2 separate regions of the Homo sapiens genome follow, and region 1 is linked to region 2. A link is a contact called in ENCODE Hi-C or POLR2A ChIA-PET data. All regions are on one chromosome and are shown on one strand. The core of a region is the stretch at or near the end of the contact, and the rest is flanking DNA. Distances in the headings are between cores, read along the strand shown. Region 1 overlaps HIVEP2 (HIVEP zinc finger 2). Region 2 overlaps HECA (hdc homolog, cell cycle regulator).

Evidence for each region. A loop is a pair of places that touch in the nucleus more often than their neighbours do. ChIA-PET counts read pairs that join two places held with the same protein, here RNA polymerase II (POLR2A). Pooled maps may share reads with other maps.
Region 1: a loop to region 2 is called in a pooled map, with 3 times the contacts of the local background. The contact joins two enhancer-like sites. A Hi-C loop is called at or near these places in 3 of 50 pooled maps. POLR2A ChIA-PET finds 5 or more read pairs at or near these places in 2 of 52 experiments (T-cell and activated CD4-positive, alpha-beta T cell).

What each region holds. Positions count from the first base shown.
Region 1 is chr6:142,900,745-142,905,774 of GRCh38, forward strand. All of the region lies in intron 1 of HIVEP2 (HIVEP zinc finger 2), which reads right to left. Among named protein-coding and RNA genes, the nearest start is that of HIVEP2, 42 kb to the right of the region's middle. Within about 2 kb of position 2,092, at least 20 of the 41 ENCODE cell types and tissues checked have a DNase peak (open chromatin) inside an H3K27ac peak, as active enhancers do.
Region 2 is chr6:139,145,265-139,150,212 of GRCh38, forward strand. The region is part of intron 1 of HECA (hdc homolog, cell cycle regulator); the gene reads left to right. Among named protein-coding and RNA genes, the nearest start is that of HECA, 13 kb to the left of the region's middle. Within about 2 kb of position 2,492, at least 3 of the 41 ENCODE cell types and tissues checked have a DNase peak (open chromatin) inside an H3K27ac peak, as active enhancers do.

The DNA of each region.
Region 1 (5,030 bases), core at 842-3,341, 3.8 Mb after region 2:
CAGCTGATGTGAACTTCTATCAGGCCTCCTTGCACAAAGACCTTATTATAATACACACATAAAAATGCGTGGGCAAGTCTTGGAGGGTTGAGGTTTTTCCCCCCAAACTCACTCCCAGCCCCGTGCTTTGAATGCAGTTGTGTATACACACCCTCTGACAGAATAGGTTCTTCGTGTTGCCATGGAGCTGAAACCTCTGTAGTTTAGATGGAAGGATCACAGTGCTTTTATACTTCTAACAGCAGAGGTAAGAATCACTGCATAATATTAACTCCACTTTTATTTCAGATTTTCCGTTGCTCATCTTCGTATTCTGCGTGAACTCTATTTATATTTTTTTACTCCTTATAAAATTACCTCATAGAAGCTGCTAGCAAACTGATTCTTTTCTTTGTAAATCAATATGTCAAAACTTGAGTGCATACATGATGTGTGAGTTTTCCCCACTCCTGCCCTTTTTAACAGAGAAAATTTGTGACCTTATCACATCTAGGGGAGTTTATGAGAAATGCAAAGTACAAATCAATTCATAGCTAATAAATATGCTGTGAAACACATAAAACGTCGCATAACCAGTAAGTATTTTCTCTGATATGATAAACCTAAAGATTATTTATATTCTGATTACTATTTTTCAAATAGGTTTCAAGAATCAAAATCATATCTAGAACGCTTTTGCAAACATAGATATGCTTCTGCAAGTTCCTCTCAGATCTTGTTTCAAAACTTAGCTACTACCCTATTGTTTGGAAATCAAATAAAATAATCAAATGAAAGAAAAACAAAGTAATTTCCTAGCACAACCTCAATGTCTATGCTGCCCCTCCTTTTCAGATTTTGTACCTCCTAAGAAATCAGTGATTTGACTTCTGCAAAATCAAATGCAAAGGAGTTAAATAAAACAATTTTGATTTCCTACCTGGAAATATGCTTTTGGTCCTATCACACATTCTCATAATCTTGAGCCTCAATGTCTCAGGTAAATTCGCCAATCTGCCGACAAGAAGTTTTGTATTATGACTTCTCCTCCCACAGTGCATGCATTACAACTTGACTACGAAAATGACCTTCGTCTTAACCAGAACAGCAAAACTGAATCTATCGGTTTGAAAAAATGAGAGTGCAAACATGCGGAGGAGGAAGAGGCAAAACAGGTGGATAAAATGTTGCACTAAGCTACACACAATATTAGTGCTAGAGTGCTCTGCAAAATGAAATCTTAAGAATTAGAAAATAGTTTATGAGGAATAAAATAGTGATGGCACTAGATGATAACCCAAATAATAAAATAAATATCCATGAGTCCACACCAAAGTCAATCAATCAATCAATAAAATATGTAGATATTTCCTCCCTTCAAAGATAAAGCTTAATTCTTCTCCCCTTAGGTGTGGGCTGACTTCCAAAGAATAGAATACAGAGAGAGAAAAAGCAGTAACTTTACAATGGAAAAACCTGGCAGAGTCTACCATAACCAAGTGATCAAAGTTAATATTACCAGTGATAAGGCATGTTGATGTGACACAATTCCTAACATAATGTGATGAGATGGGAACCTCGCCTGGTGGTATTCTGCCCCCAAAACCCATAAGCCCAGACTACAAAATTCCTGGCCCATACTCTTCCAAAATGTCAATTCCATCTGAAACAAGTAGACTGTGCCATGGTACTATCATATTGTATCTTGTGTCATATTAAATATTTTTAAAGTGAGTAGCTAATTAATACCAAATAAACTTCTCAGGCAAACCAAACCATTCTTTAAAACAGTTAACAACCACTCAAATAGAATAGCCTTTTTAAGATAGTAATATTGTTTAGATAGGAATTTTTCTTCTTCTCTTTTGATGCTTTCAGAACACCTCAGTATGACATCTTCAAATGGTGTACACTTCAGTTTTTTCTTTGCTAAAGACAGTGTGTATATTTCCACTATGACTAGCAACAATGGTGCTTGTATTGATTGTTCTGGCAGCTATTTAAATAGGCTTGTTCTCTCCCTATCTCAATGGCCTCACAATGCTGATACTACAATGCTCAGGAACTTCTGAGCACCCTAGCCAGATGCCCCTTACTGCTTGTGGACAGGCATTCCCCAGCCTCTTGGCTGGGTGACAGCAACCACAGCAGCCCACAAGACGGGTGGAGAACCAATGAGTAAAATGATAAACATTTGTGATGAAACAGGATGTTGGAGACAGGGGGGTGAGGAGACAAAATATCTCAACGCTGAACTACTAACGCTACTTTGGAACTCCTAACAGTGTTCCCTTGTTGTAAAACTAGGAGCAGTAAACCGATATTTTTCTCTGGTGTTTTCTCCTTTATTATAATTAATTTCAGAATTACTGCTAAACAACACACCATTACCCAGGCACAGAACTTAAGACTGAGCTAACTGAACCACAAGCACTATACCCCCATAAATATTGTAAATGTTCATTGGAGACACTTAAACAATTATGTGAAAATAAAATGTTTTCTGGACACAGAACACAACATTTTCAATAGTTCAGCCCTTGCTGTTGATTGAATGTACACTTTAAACCACCATTTCCCTTCTTATCTATGCCAGTTAGTAAGCATAAATTTAAGAAACTCTGAAATAAACATAGTACTTCACTTATACAGTGTCCTGGACTTGGACTTCACTTTGATGGACTCTCAGTATGTAAGTAAATATCTCTTAAGTTGAAATTCTATTGAAACTATTCCCTGATTTCTGTACTTGGAGTACAATCATTTTGTTTTAATTGCTATGTATTGAAGAATCCACAAAATATTAATGTTATAACTATGTTATAATACTAATGCATTATGCATTCCTGCTCGACCCCATAAATTAATGTACCAGTACCATATATGCATATATACCAGTACAAAATTGCAGAAAAAAAATGACTCCGGTGGTTCCCATTAATTCACACACTAATTCTGATATCAAGGTTAACAAAACAAAACAAAAAGGTGAAATCACCACTATGGTGGTGCTCTCTTGGACTCCTTTTTAAAGAGTGTTATCAACAAGGATGTCTTCTTAGAGTCTACGATACTCATTTCTCTCATCCATTTCATTCTTGCTTTATTGCTAATGATTGCACCAAAACAAAGCAAATGATTGCACCAAAGCAAAAAAAAAAAAATTCCATCTTAGTAGCAATTTGATACTTTAAATAAATCTCTGAAAACCTTTTCCACCAGAAGTGTCCTAACAGTGACAGATCATTTTGCACTATATACACAGAGATGGAACACAGCTATGCACTGAGGAATATGGAGGGGGCAGGAAGTGACTGAGATGCAGCAAGCTCACTTACCTCAGACTAAACACAAAACTTCATAGCAATATTAAACCCAAATTTCCAGTCATTTTTAGACTTAAAAACCCAATTCAGCCTGTCTGAATTTCAACTCGTATTTGGCAAGTACCTCCAAATGAAAAAGTGGGAAATTACAAAGATGAATTTGAGGACACACATTCTACTTTTGTTCCCCACTTGTCACACTTATCCTCCCCAAATATTATTTACCCATCTGTTTTATACATTTACCTTTAAAAATCATTTCCGGAAAAATTAGTAATTAACATTTTGAAAACAATGCTAGAGTAAAAAGGTTACAGTGTCACATATACTTTCCTTTAACAATGTAAATTACATAGTTCCTTGTAAAGCTGTTGTTCATGTTGAACAACAGGACCTCAAACTTGAAAAGGCAAAATTAAGCCTATGAGAAAACACAGTAGGTGCAGTATCAGAGGTGAATGTGACATTTCATTCCAAGCACTATTGCACACACACAACTGATAAATTTCCTACCAGTACACTCAAGTCTAAATCATAATTCAATATGGATATTAGTCCATACTCTTTCTGAATGAAAATAAGGCAACCCAATGAAACTGATGACATGATCAAAAAAAGATAAACAGCCCTTTTTACCCTTTAAAAGAACAAAGGAACATAAGAATATTTCTATTAATACTGATATTTTAAAGCATAACACCATAACCTATATTACTCAGCAAGATCAGTTTATTATCCATTTGTTTTCATTTATCCCGAAGATCATTCTTAGTCTTTCTACTTGTATCAGTTCAATTTGTTATCCTCACACTATTATTATCAGTTAAGTAACCCTGGGTAAACTGTGGTTTTCATATCTATTGACCTGGGATAACACAGGCTGATATGTCATTAGCATAAGCTTGTCCTAACAAGTATGACTCCTCTCCTTTTAAGATTTGTTAAAACCGACTTAATTATATTTTCTTAACTATCTTGATGATTTGGGTTGCCCACTTACTTTATAATATTTTGGATATTACAATTTATCTTTTTAAACTAAGGGAAAACAACCTTTCATTCACTTTTTAAATCCTTCCTCCATTGTATGAAATATTGGAAGACATATTGAATTCCCATCTCTAAATAAGAGTTAAGAAAGATACTGCTCAACCATCTACCAATAAACTATTACCAGATAACTTAGGTTATTTTAAAATAATTATAAGATCAATTAAACCAATATAAAGAAAATCTTGAAATGCACTATAAATTCCAAAAGTGCATCCTGTTTACACAATAAGATCTGAGCCTCAGAAAAAGAAAACCAACAAGGCATGATTTAGGTAATCAATACGGGGGCCCACTAAAATGATTTCTGCAAACGACCGGTGAGTTGAGCTCACATTTAAAAATGTACTATTACTTACATTTTAAAAGCAAGACACTGGAAAGTAGTGTTACAAATGCTCAAAAGCTCATGGAAAAAAATAATTTCCAAACATGGAGTGTTTTTCAAGTGTTTAATAAATATAAGTATTTTTGTTTTTAAAACCTGAGGTTAAATACAATTCTTAATTTACTAGCCAGATTCACTGTACTCAGAAATTCCTGCATATAGTTTTCATTTACTGTCTAATTTATCAATCTATAAATCTACATTTAATCTGAAAAAATTATATGACATAATAGACCCTTTAACTATTAATGGTTCAAACTGTTAATTCCCCCCACCATGGTCATGGT
Region 2 (4,948 bases), core at 1,242-3,741:
AATTGTACTTGAGAGCTTTTTATAAACTAGCAAAAAGTCAGTAGCATTTCTAATACTTTAAAATGTTACAATTTTTCAGACAAATTACTTTTGCTAAATTGTACAGATGAGGATAATACTTGAAAAGTCTAAGAGTGAGAAACAAGAAAGATACTAAGAGGAAGCTTAAAGAAAAGTGAGGAAAAAGGAAGATGAAGTGTTCAATGTAGTCATATAATTGCTTAGATAGCATTTAATGAGAAAGTTAGCATTGTTCTCATATATACACGTAATATAGTGTATTTCATAGATTTAAATAGTCAAGGAGGAAAAACTTTCTCTACTCTCTTAGGCTTAGTGATTGAGGGTCTGCAAATTAAATTGACAAGAGACAGATTGCAAGATAAAAGACATTTAATCATAGAAGAATGTGAGCCAAAGGAATGGTTAGAAGTAGGGGCTTGTATGTTATTTTAATAGGGGAAGGGGAGGGGAGAAAAGGGAACTTATGGGAAAACAAAGGACTTTTTGGAAAGATAAGTGGGCGTTTAGGAGAATAGATGAAAGATGCGATAGTTTGGTGGTAATATCAGCTTGGTGTGGTGTGAAGACTTTTCATCTCTGGTGATGAGTCGCTCTTCCTTGGTTGCTCTTGGGGAGGGGATTTATGTTAATTGAATTCTTTTTGAGAGCCTCTGCTTTTAGGCCAGTAAGAGATTTCAGGAACTTAATCACTTTCAGCTCTTTAATTTTTATGCCACAGTGGCATATTCTGGACCCCCTCACAATATATTGCCACTCAAATCATATTACCTCCCCTCCCCTACCAAGAACAATTACAGATAGTCGGATAGGAAAAGATGGTCCAGGTGTCACAATTCACATTTCTTTTTATTTCATTTTATTGGAAATTCATTAAAAATAGAATGCCTTAAGATTTATTCCTTCATAACACGTGATCAAGAGGATGAATTCAGACAAAAGTTAGTAAGGTATCAAATTGCTCCGGTAAGTTAAGCAGCTACTTGCCACATTGAAAATGTATATTTTTCTCTAGGGGTAAGCATAGGTTTGATTATACTTTAGATCATGTCCCTTCAAGTTATAAAGTCATCTCAGTAGAGTCTTTGGACACTAATGTTGAAACTGAGTCACAGGCTTTGTTTTCGCTTTATAAATGAGCACTCCTGAGTGTGATGCTTATTTCAGTGTAATATTTAGTATAACACAACTTCTTATTAAGGTAACACACTAGTTGTTATGCCTAACACAGCTCAGTAGGCAGAAGTCGAAACAGAAATGTACAGAATCAAGTTCTGGCTATTTTTGATTGGCAGCGGGTACAATCTGTAATCTGAGAGCGGGAGCCTGAGATGGCTGGTGATAGGTGTCAGTGAACAGACACGGAGAGCCCAGAACAGTGCTGCCAGAAGCCATGAAGAGGGCCTGGCATTGAAAAATAAGTGCCTGCTGTGGTGGAGGCAGAAGTGTACATGCCTGAAAACATAGGGAAGCTCAAAGAATTCTTCCAAATGGCTTCCAGCTCCTTGGATCCGTTCTTACTGGGCAGTGCCTACATGTCACAGTGACTTTCTTTACCTCGGTAATGATACAGTTCCACTGTGTTAGGCATATAGTTTTAGTAGTGAAGGTGATGTGCTGTAGTGCAGAAGCAAATTAGGCAAGACTCCTGGGTGATTGGTGTGTTGGGTCTGTAGAACTTACGGAAAGGAGAAGCAGCCATTCCTAGTGACAGGAAAAGTGAAGTTGCCACAGCTCCCCTTTTTGAGTGTTTAGTAGGAGTCAGGTGTGACACCTGCAGTCTGCAGTCTACATTTGAGTATGAGGACACTAAGCTTCAGAGATGGCCTTCCCTTCTTGCAGAAAAGGCTTGGCTGTAGGGAAGTGTGCCTGACCCCCATGCTTTATAGTTGGAATCTTGTTGATGTTGGGTCCATCTTGACTCACACACATACGTACATAAATAATGAAAAACTGTATGCAGATTTTTAAAGGAGAGGACTGAAATTCAGTGTAAAAACACCAATATGGTTTTTATACTGAATAAGGACATTTACATTACTTTTAAAAGGTCTTATGGGTCGGGCGTAGTGGCTCATGCCTGTAATCCCAGCACTTTAGGAGGCTGAGGTGGGTGAAACACTTGAGTCCAGGAGTTCGAAACCAGCCTGGGCAACATGACAAAACCCCACCTCTGCAAAAATACAAAAATTAGCCGGATGTGGTGATGTGTGCCTGTAGTCCCAGCTACTCGGGAGGCTGAGGTGGGAGGATCGCTTGAGCCCAGGAGGAAAGGCTTGCAGTGAGCTGCATCTAGCCTGGGTGACAGAACGAGATGCTGTCTAAAAAAAGAAAAAAAATGCTTGTCATTCTGGTACTTGAACTGAAATTACATTTGTAAAACAAGAAAATACTTGACCCAAGGAAGCACTTTACTCACACATTGTACACGTATGTTGATCTGATCCTTCTATCACAGAAGGACTTCCTGGTCTTGGCTTGGGAGATTGTGAACATTTGAACTGGCACTTCCTGTTCTTAATGGACCAGAGTTCATAACTAGCATGTGATTATCTTTAGGGTAAAGTCCTAGCAGTAGGATCACTGGTTTGATACATATTGCCAAACTGCTCCTACAGACGAGGTTTGCCAGTTTACACCATCAGTGGTGGTGCAGTTCCTTCGCACTCTGTAATGTAAATTTCGATTACCATTTTCATCTTTGCCAATCAGATAGATGAAAAATCACATCTCATTGTCATAATATTTGCATTTTTTGGATCATCAGTGAATATCTTTTTATATTTATATTGATCATTTGTATTTTTTTCTTGTTTGTGATTTTTGTCCATTTTACTAATAGGGTATTTGTGTTCTTACTGATTTTCACAAAGTGTTTGCGTATTCAGGGTACTTTTTGACATACGCTTTCCCTAATTTATTGTTTGCCTTTCAGCCTTATTTATGGTTGTCTTTGCTGGTTAGAAATTTTACAGTTTTGTATGATTACATTAACATCCACATAGAAATAAAGGTAAAGGTAAGGGAGTGTGAGGAAAGTTGTGAAATTACTTGTAGGCAAAGCAGTTTGGGCATGGCATAAAGTTAGCAACTTTGAGTTCATTTGTATACCAGTGCACAGTAATGCTATTACATTTATGAGGTTGTGTTTACTTTTTAATTTGGAAGGCTCTGTTTCTCAGAATTGGTTGCAACCCGCCAGGTGTGGTGGCTTACGCCTGTAATCTCAGCACTTTGGGAGGCTGAGGCAGGCAGATCACTTGAGGTCAAGAGTTTGAGACCAACTTGGCCAACATGGTGAAACCCCATGTCACTACTAAAAATGCTAACATTAGCTGGGCATGGTGGCGCATGCCTCTTATCCCAGCTACTCGTGAGGCTGAGGCAGGAGAATCGCTTCAACCTGGGAGGCAGAGGTTGCAGTGAGCTGAGATCATGCCTCTAAACTCCAGCCTGGGCATTAGAGGGAGACTCTGTCTCCAAAAAAAAAAAATTGGTTGCAACTCCTGCTGCCCTCCCTTACCTCCTCTCCGAGTCTCTGGCCACTCACTGCTGTCGAGTCAATAGCTGAGCTCCAGTGCTCAATACCCGTCTCTTCTTGCACATTTCTAAAATCCCTTGTAGTTTTTTTCCAGCTATGTAGGACTTTGACACTTGTAGATAAAGACTCATTATTTACTTGTAATTGCCTCTTCTCAAGAACCAGGCTGCAAACTGAGGCCTCTTAAGGCTAAATTGCCCATAAGTTGCTTATGATAACAGACTTAAATGCTGAATCATAAGAAAGTTCTCATTTTTCTCCTTCTGGCACTTGAACTGAAATTACATGTGTATATTAATAAAATGAGAACATAGCACTCGATTGAACCAAGAGTTTATTCACACACCATGCATCATGCTGATCCAGGGAGCCTTTGTGCCTTCTCAGATGTCTGTGATTTGGAAGAGGTTTCCAAACTCATTTCTGTTCTAAACAGTGTGAGATTTGGGAGACACAGGTTATAGGTGATCTGGCTCTGCCATTTTGCAAGGCTGCCAAACCTTGCCAAGCCCAAGTTTTATCTGCAGAAAGTGAGCATGACATGATACTGTTTGTGACGAGCTCTTTTTCAAACCATAGAGCTGTTTGGAAAAGCAAATCGTTGTGCCATGATTTGGGGTTTTTAGTTTTTTCTAGGTGAGTTTTTGGTTCTCTGTTTGTAATGTGGTGCAGTGTGGCTGCTTCCCAACCAGTGATGAATGCACACACTGATTTGTTGGAAGAACCAGTGCAGATGTTGGCTTTCCCCCAGGGAGTTTGCAGTGAATGCCGGTCTTCCAAATCTGTATTCTGCTGCTTTGGGGGGAGCCTTTCGTTTCTCTGCAAGTTTGGATCTGGGAGCTCTTGCTGTGCAAATTTTGCCCAGAGAATCTGTAGTATTCATTCTCCTGCCGGTCTCAGGGCAAGCCCAGTTTTTTGAATGAGACCTTCTGGAGCTACTGCAAACAGCCTTTCTGACCCCACAGTGAGGAGAAACTGAGGCAACCGAAGCCTTGAGGAGGGTTCTTTCACCAGTGTGAGCATAGCTGACTTTGGGATTCTTTTGTTGTGATCTGTGGATCAATCCTGTCCCTGAGCTCTCCTGATTTTGTTATAACAGCAGAGTCCACTTAGATTTTAACCATTTGATCAGCAGAGCCTTGTTTTTGGCCTGTTGTGCTGCATGATTTACAGTGTGCATCTGGATTTGTAATTATGCCTCACATAGTTTATATTTTGATTCACTTCAGGCTTTTCTGCTTTCTCCTCTTTACCTGCCTCTAGGGCCATATGGAGTGGAAGTTTGCATGTTGTTGTAAAAGCATTTTGAAATGTTCATCAGACTTTCATGGTTTCCTTACTTCCCTTTTAGGTTTTGCATTTTAAATTAGGTTATAGAATTGTGAA